Regions from separate parts of the Homo sapiens genome. Here all the other regions are linked to region 1. Evidence: chromatin contacts called from ENCODE Hi-C or POLR2A ChIA-PET data. All regions are on one chromosome and are shown on one strand. The core of a region is the stretch at or near the end of the contact, and the rest is flanking DNA. Distances in the headings are between cores, read along the strand shown.

Region 1 (2,700 bases), core at 59-2,558:
TTAAATATTACCTACTGTCTGCCAGGTAATGCGTGACGTGCATTGTGCCTTCTGTCTAATCACCTCCTATTCACAGGTTAAGTCTTACTAATCCATTTTACAGATGATCTCCTTGCCTGAGGTCATGCTGAAAGTAAAGAAGGGAGCAAGATTCTAGGGTAAATCTACCCTTTGTACCAGGTTTTCAATCAGCCTCAGCACTTTTCGGGCTGGAGAATTCTCTATTGTGGGCTGTCCTGTGCATCGCAGCAGCATCCTTGGTCTCTACCCGCCAGATGCCAACAGCAGCACCATTCCCTGCCCCCCCACAGTTGTGACAAACAAAAATGTTTCCAGACATTGCCAGATTTCCCCTGGGGTCAAAATCGTGCCCTGTTGAGAACCACTGATTTAGTCCAAACTAAGTCCTCTGGTCACCTCTATCTTGTGGAATCTAGCACTCCAGAAGTGTTTATAAACTTTTGTTAGTCAATATTTATGGAACTGGCATTGAGAGACCTCTAAGCTACACTTAGTCCTGGAAATCTTAATTGAGGAGCTGGGATATAATATTTAAGTGGCTAGTCGTATGTTACAAACCATAGCTGATTCAATAAACAAAGCAATAGTAAGGCCCTGCTCTCAATAAGCTTACTGTTACATTGAAGAGATCACACGAACACTTACAAAACAATTAGAAAATGTAAGACAGATACCATCTTTTTGCATATCTACTAAGCGCCAGCCATAGCTGATTTCTTTTAGTCCTCTGTACGGTGCTCAGAGGGAAGAGAGTTTTAGTGCTTTCCATTTTACAGATGAATAAACTGAGGTTCCAAGAGGTGAGAAAAGATCTGGCCAGGATCCAATCACAGGTGAAAGAATTTTTCTTACACGCGGGTCTGATCAGCTGTGAGCTCCTCCTTGCCTCTCTTCTTGTTTATAAAAGACTGTTTTGACAAAGTGCTGGTTTGTCAGTTTCAGAGAGAAAGCAATCAGGAGTGTTCATGTGGAATATTTTTAGCTCTGAAACTGCTCATTGTGGAGTAGGAAGCCTCAAGAAGAAAGTATTTCAGATGCCTTTGCGAGTCATTTTTGAAAGAGAGAGTGAGAGAGACAATTGGAGAAAGCAGCGAGAGGGTCTTTCTGCTGCACCGTCTCTTTAGAAATCAATATTGAGGCACCAGAGGCCATGTTCTGAAAGGCACCCTCGGAGGGGAGGGGTTTGGGAGATCTCCCTTACCGGAGCCTGAAAGCCGCATCCTCCAGGCCCAGGTGGTCTTGAGCAGGCCAACCCTGCCCTCTGCTGACCGTCCTGGGGAAAGCGCCTCTTCTTTGAAGTCCCGCCCTGCTGTGCTTAGTACGCGGTGTGCTAATCGCCCCAGGGAGCTGGAAGCCCAGGAAGCTTGGCACCAAGATCTTGTTAGAAAAATTACACTGTGACATTTTGTTCCTGAAGGAATCTGATAATTGTGAGCAACATCAGGACTGCTGTGTTAGGGAGGCCGAATGGAGCAAGGACTTTGAAGTCAGGAGGATGTGAGTTGGACTCCTACCGTATCCTGGAGAAGTTAATCACTTCCGCTAAGCCTCAGTTTCCCTATCTGTAAAGAAAACCTCCTTCGTAGAGCTCTTTCGAGGATGACTAACATGATGCATGAAGAATGGCTGGCCCTGAACAAACAAAACTAAATACTATCAATAATTAGTAGCTATCACAATTAATCAACATCCTTCTCTTTTCCAAAGTACCTTTTATTGTATCACCTTTGCCTTTGCTTTTTTGAGGACATCACATGGACTGAAAATCTCTTTTGTTGGTCGTGTTTTCCAGGGTCGTTTTAGCATCAACCTTTATGGAACCGGCTTGTCTTTAACTGAATCTGCCAGATGGATATCACAAGGGAATTATGCTGTCTCTGACATCAAGAAGTCGCCGGTAAGGTTCTACAGATGGGTTGGGAGATGAATTTTTATTTCTTTCTTTCGTTCTTGTCTTTATTACTGTGGTAGTGGTGCTGAAGGAGCAAACGAATGTGCTTTCCCACTTAAGCCATTTTGTAGTGTCAGGAAGACCATTTAGGAAATAAACCTAGGGTGCAGTGTTTACACGTGATTAAAGTGTGAGAGCCTTGTTCACTTCTGGTGAATTCTTCCTCGAGAGGTGAACATATGAACCATCCAAGTAATTAGAAAAACCACCTAACCAGGGAGGTAAAAGCAGGAAGAAGCCTCTGTCGAGAGTGTGGCTCAGATATCTTTCAGTTAGCCAGCTTGCGGTTCGTTCTATGAACCGAGGGGAAATGACCTCTTCTTTTTATTTAGAAAAATTGAAATACAGATGGAGCTAGAAGACAGATAACTTATTAAGCGATATATCTGGAGAATTAGAGATACACAGGGTCTACAATAATAAGTTTTTCACCCTCTAAAATCTGGGTGGTTAAGGTGTGGTCTACGCAGTGCATCAGTGTCACCTGGGGGCCCGTTGGAAATGCAGGTTCTGGGTCCCAGACCCTAGTGAGTCAGAGTCTACAGCTGAACAGTGTCTCAGGTGGTGATGGGCACAGTACAGCTTGAGAAACACTGTGCTGTGCAGATGGTCCCTGACTTACGACGGTTCCACTTGATTTTTCAACTTCACCATGGTTCAAAAGCAGAACACGCTCGGTAGAAACCCTACTTCAGGTACCGATACAGCCGTTCTGTTTTTCACTAAGT
Region 2 (2,700 bases), core at 6-2,505, 200 kb before region 1:
ACTTGGCTACCATCCCCAAGAGATCTCATTATGTATACACAAATATTCCAAAATCTGAAAAAATCTGAAATTAGCAACAGTTCTGGTCCCAAGTATTTTGAATAAGGAACACTCAACCTGTACATCATTGCTACCATGAGCAGTGCTGGCTGCTTTACTATCATTATCTCAAACAATTACTCACAACCATTTCCCATGATATAATTATTCCCATTATTCCCATTTTGCAGATAAGGAAACTAAGGTTCTGGGAGATAAAGCTCAGGCTCCTCTCTCTGCATGGACTCATGGTCAAGACCCCTCTAAAGATCCAGAATACTATTTAAAGAAAATCAAATACAGTCATGCATCACATAATGATGTTTCAGCCACGACGGACTACATATATGATGTTGGTCTCATAAGATTATAATACCAAATTTTTACTGTATCTTTTCTATGATTAGATACACAGATAATTATCCTTGTGTTACAATTGCCTACTGTATCCAGGAGAGTACCATGTTGTACAGGTTTGTAGCCTAGGAACATTAGGCTATACTATTAGGATAGTAGGCTATCCCATCTAGGTTTGTTAAGTACACTCTTTGATGTTGGCTGAACCTCAAAATCACCTAATGACACATTTCTCAAAACATATCCCTGTCATTAAGAGCCATGTGACTGTACCATTGTAGGGTGGCAGAGAGGCAAAGGACTCCATGAATTCAGTCACGGTGTGTGTGGGCTTATTCTGTCTCCCCAGTCACGTCCCAGTTCAGAAGTCTGAGCCCCGTGCGACAGATCAGTGTCTGAGGGACATCGTGGCTCCTGACTTCTGAGTTGGCACGCTGGGCTGGAGCCTGCTGCGTGCCTGACCACAGGAACCTGTCTCTGACAGGAAGAAGGAATACAGTCAAGGAAGTGTGGCAGACCTGACTCCAGACAATTGGAAAAACATCACCGTGCCTCACAGTGGAAGGTGAGTATGACTTCAACTGTGGCCTTAAAAAGAAATGGGGGGAAGGCAGGGAAAATGTTTTTCCTCTCCCTTTCAATAGAGAAGTTTATCTACCTAAAACCCTGTACTCCTTCTAACAGCCTATAAATACACACCCAAACCTGGAGAAAAAATTAACAACACACTTCTGCCCCACCCGGCATGTTCCATTTGCTCTGGTTCCTTCTGTTCTTGTTTAAAGGTTGGCTCCTTAACTCTCTTTGCTCATGACTTGCCCCAAGACATTCAGAGGTGTCTAGGGGAGAGCTGGTCTGCAGAACTTGCTCAGAATGTTCAGCTGGTCCCCACATCTGGATGAAAGGGCTCTATCAGACCCAAGATGAAGAAGCAGGAGGTAATGAGAGCAGAGTCGTGGATCACAGCCAGGCCAGGAATAATGGCAAAGCTATAATTACCCTGTAAGACTTCGGATGGAAGTGACTATTTTAGAACCTGACAACATCTCAATGACATCTTGGAGTCACATTCGGGAAAGCCCCTTCTTGCCACTGTTGTCTTCTTGTCATGCAATAGGATGTCAGTGTCGGGGACATTTCCTATCAGAAAACCATCAAGGGCTCTGTATAGAGCTTGGAGAAGCTTAAAAGAGTGCCATGGTGTATAAGCCTTGGCTCTGGCTAAAAATGTTATTATTTCTCCCTTTCAGGAGAAAATATTTTCATTCTGTTGTTCATTGAGTCAACACAATTTGGACAGTTTGTGGCCATGGGCTCTCCGATCACAGAACATAAAGTCTTTACCATGTATCTTGGTTTAGCCACACATCTATTTTACAGCCTTATAACTGTAAGTTAGTTGGGGAATATCTGTGGTGGAAAATAGAATGTGTTTGGGTTATGCAGCCAGAGAGCTCCTTGAAAACTTTAGGTAATCCAGCCTCTCAGAGCCTCCATTCCCTCATCTGTTGACACTGTGAACGCCTTTCCTCCCCTCCTAGGGCTCTTTTAATATAAAAGAGGAATTTTTGTGTCAGTAAATAAAGTTTTGTGGGAACATTAAAAAAAAAAAAGAAGAAGTGTAAAAGGAGAAAGGTGGGGGGGAGTTCCCAGCACATACTATGTGCCCAAGGAATGTGAGTTCCTATCATTACAGCATCCCTTATCATTCTTTAACATGTAGGAAAAAGAATATGGAGGTGGGTAGGGAAATGGCAAAGCAAACATAGACTATTGGCTGAGCACAGACTCTAAAGTTAGACTACTTGGGTTCAAATATTAGATTTGCTATATCCTATTTGTATTTTCATGGGTAGTTTACTTCATCTTTTCTTACCTCAGTTTCCTCAACTATGAGGCAGTACAAGGACTCAACTTACAAGATTGCTATAGAAAATCACACAAATGTGGCACAAAGTCTAGATAGAGTAGCCACCAGTAGAGGATAGCTGCTCCCATTAGTATCATAATGATTATTTAAAAATTATTATTATTGAAGACCAGTCTTTTTTCATGCCTAGGAACTTGAGCTGTCAATCACAGAGCAGGTACTTGGCAGCCATACAGAAGGACACAGGGCAGTTGGTAGCAATCGGGTGACTGTCCCAGACCAGTACACCTGTGTGAACATGGTGTCATTACAACCCTGGTGGCTCCCAATCAGCTGTGTAAAGATCAGCAAAAGAAATGCATTACAAATTTTACTTACGGCATCAATGTATATAAAGGCTTCTATTGGAAAAAATAAACTGGGCCAGAAACAAG
Region 3 (2,700 bases), core at 144-2,643, 230 kb before region 1:
AGGCAGTCCCCTCTGTCTTGGCCTCCCCTGACTTCTCAGCCTTGTTTGGTTAATTCCCATGCATCCCTCGTGTCTCAGCTTTGGTATTGCCTCCTCTGGGATACCTCCTCAGATCCCACCACCATCTTCCTATTCTGGGATATGCACTATGGTCTGTATCATGAATTGGAAAACTTTCTCTAAAGATCCAGATAGTAAATATTTTAGGTTTTGCCTTGCAACTACTCAGTTCTGCCATTAATGTACAAGAGCCTATGCGAATGAGTATATTCGTGTTTTATTAGAACTTTATCGACAAAAACAGATGGTAAGCTGAATTTGGTCCATGGGCTGTAGTGCGTCAATCCCTACTTTATATTTTTGTAGTTTCTTAAGATTTAATGTATTAAGACCTTAACCAGAGAGCATGAGCATCTTGGGGACAAGGACTAAGTAAGTCATCTCTTCACTCCCAGATGACCCAAGGCACGCATGATGTCCTATGGCAGTTGAGTGCACACGTGTGTGGATGAAGAAACTGGGAAGGTTTAGTCAATCAGTCAATCGATCTTCTATGACTACTTCCCTCTTTCACAAGCAGTCCTCTCTCTTAGTATTTTCTAAAATATTAAAATTGTCTTTGGATTTGGGGTAGAGAGGAGGGAAATGGAGTAGTTAGCAAGAAGCTTGTCCTTTTCTGTTCTCTGAAGGGGAAACAAGGACACAGGAAATTTCTTCCTGTCAAATCTCCAGGCCCTGAATAATTGGCTCTTCAAAAGATTCCAGATTATACTTGGTAGGCCTTCCAGCTCCCAGATTGCTGGCAGGATCTGGTCAGCATCATTCCTTGGGCCTACACATCAGGGCTGTCAACGAACGATCTGACCCCTCCAATATCTTGTTGAGGCACATTTTTGTCCATTGATCCTGTTGAATTTCCAGCAAACCTGGGTAGCTCCTGGGCAAGCATTTCTGGCTGTTTCTTTATGCTGTGATAACTAGCTATGGTATTTGAACAGGCCTGGGTATCTCCAGGGACCTTATGGGGAGTAAAGGATTCCCATCTGTCCCCCAGTAGCTCACAACCAAATGAATTTTAAAATGCTCTCATTCTATAGCAACCACCACTACCACTGTCATAACAGAAACCACCTCCTAAAGCTCTTTGGAGGGGTAGAAGGAAAGAGAAGAAAGAATGGCAAAAGCACGGTGAATTTTTGCTCTTTTTCCCTGCCCAGTTCACGTCCCCTTTTTTCTGGTGTAAGTACCTTTGTTTTCATATGGGAAATCACTCCTTTACTCCTTTCTCTCTCTCAGTTCATATGGTCTGTAGAAGATAAGACCTAGCACTATGATCGAGAGGTGTGTGCATGATTCAGGCCTCGCCAGTCTGTGTGTTCTATCTCCCTGGCTAGAGAGGCTATTTCAGAGGGATTGGCCTGTGGCCCACGTCAGGCTCATCAGAACAATTTTTGGTACTTTTGGTGGAACTACTGGGAAAAATTAGGTGAACTAAGGGGATACTATATAAGTTAAGAGTAACCAGCAGCCACTTAGTCAAAATAGGTGGATGCAGGGTTGAGAGATAAAGAAAGTCAGAGTTCTAATGGAATCTGAGCCCCTGATCCAGCCTTACCTGAACCTTGACATCCCCCCTGAACTTTTCAGGATTGTGAGCCAATAAACTACCATCTTTGCTTCAGTTAGTTAGAGTCAGGTTTCCGGCACTTGTGACTAAAAGAATCTTCACTACTAGAAGGAGTGTTTATATACTCAAAGTACTTAAGACAGAATGTTCTAACTTACAAAAGCTTGGGATTCCCCATTCTAAGAATAGAATATTCTGCCATCAGGTTGGCTAGTATTTCATTTTGACGCCTCCTCCTGTGATAAGCAAACATGTAAGTGGTGACCCACTTTCTTGCATGGGACCTTTGTTAGAGCCAAAGATAGACTGGAGATAATTTGGGTCCATGAAGTTAAATGCATTAGGAGCCAGATGCAGTGATGTGCACCTGTGATCCTAGCTACTTAGGAGGATGAGGTAGGAGGATCACTTGAGCCCAGGAGTTTGAGACCAGCCTGGGCAACATAGTAAGACCACATCTCAAAATGAAAAATAAAAAATAAATGTGGCAGAAATGGCCTCCACTGATCAGTCATGGATATTTCCCTTTAGAGTCATTGGGTAGTAAAGCTGGAAGAGACCTTAGACTATCTGGTCTGGCCTCCTCATTTGACAGAGGAGGAAACTTATACCCCTGGAGAGAATGTTTACTGAAGCTGCGTATATACTTTAGTGGCCAAGCCAGCATTAGAATTTAGGTATCCAGACTCATCCCTTGATAAAAAGCCTGCAACTGTGTGCAGGCTTAGAGAGGTGCCATGGGAGATGAAAAGGAAGCTGCATTTGGAGTCAGAAAAGGTATGCATGACCTTGGACAAGTCACCTGATCCTTTGAAGACCCAGCTCCTTATTGGGAGATTAGGGATGGAATTAGCTCTTTGCATCTCACAGGGTTGTTGTGATGAACAAGTGGTAAGTTATGGATAAAAGTGCTCTATAAACTCGAAAGTATGATTTTTGCATTCAGCCAACAAATGATTGGAGGTCTACTCTGTGCTTGATACACATATAAGGGTCAAACAATGCATGAAGTCATGCTCATATGAAGCTTATATTTTAGCACAAGGAGACAGAATAGACAAAACAGAAAAACG

The links. A loop is a pair of places that touch in the nucleus more often than their neighbours do. ChIA-PET counts read pairs that join two places held with the same protein, here RNA polymerase II (POLR2A). Pooled maps may share reads with other maps.
Region 2: a loop to region 1 is called in a map of MCF 10A, with 3 times the contacts of the local background. The contact joins two enhancer-like sites. A Hi-C loop is called at or near these places in 3 of 168 maps with a recorded cell type or tissue (MCF 10A, endothelial cell of umbilical vein and mammary epithelial cell) and 4 of 50 pooled maps. POLR2A ChIA-PET finds 5 or more read pairs at or near these places in 2 of 52 experiments (BJ and HEK293T).
Region 3: a map of mammary epithelial cell shows a loop between it and region 1 (7-fold over the local background). The contact joins two enhancer-like sites. A Hi-C loop is called at or near these places in 3 of 168 maps with a recorded cell type or tissue (Caco-2, Right ventricle myocardium superior and mammary epithelial cell) and 5 of 50 pooled maps.

Annotation. Positions count from the first base shown.
Region 1 is chr3:64,532,384-64,535,083 of GRCh38, reverse strand. It overlaps ADAMTS9 (ADAM metallopeptidase with thrombospondin type 1 motif 9), which reads left to right. Exons shown (of 40, transcript NM_182920.2): 38 at 1,814-1,918. Among named protein-coding and RNA genes, the nearest start is that of ADAMTS9-AS1, 28 kb to the left of the region's middle. Within about 2 kb of position 1,308, at least 6 of the 41 ENCODE cell types and tissues checked have a DNase peak (open chromatin) inside an H3K27ac peak, as active enhancers do.
Region 2 is chr3:64,727,331-64,730,030 of GRCh38, reverse strand. All of the region lies in intron 1 of ADAMTS9-AS2 (ADAMTS9 antisense RNA 2), which reads right to left. Among named protein-coding and RNA genes, the nearest start is that of ADAMTS9, 41 kb to the right of the region's middle. Within about 2 kb of position 1,255, at least 4 of the 41 ENCODE cell types and tissues checked have a DNase peak (open chromatin) inside an H3K27ac peak, as active enhancers do.
Region 3 is chr3:64,759,129-64,761,828 of GRCh38, reverse strand. All of the region lies in intron 1 of ADAMTS9-AS2 (ADAMTS9 antisense RNA 2), which reads right to left. Among named protein-coding and RNA genes, the nearest start is that of ADAMTS9, 72 kb to the right of the region's middle. Within about 2 kb of position 1,393, at least 2 of the 41 ENCODE cell types and tissues checked have a DNase peak (open chromatin) inside an H3K27ac peak, as active enhancers do.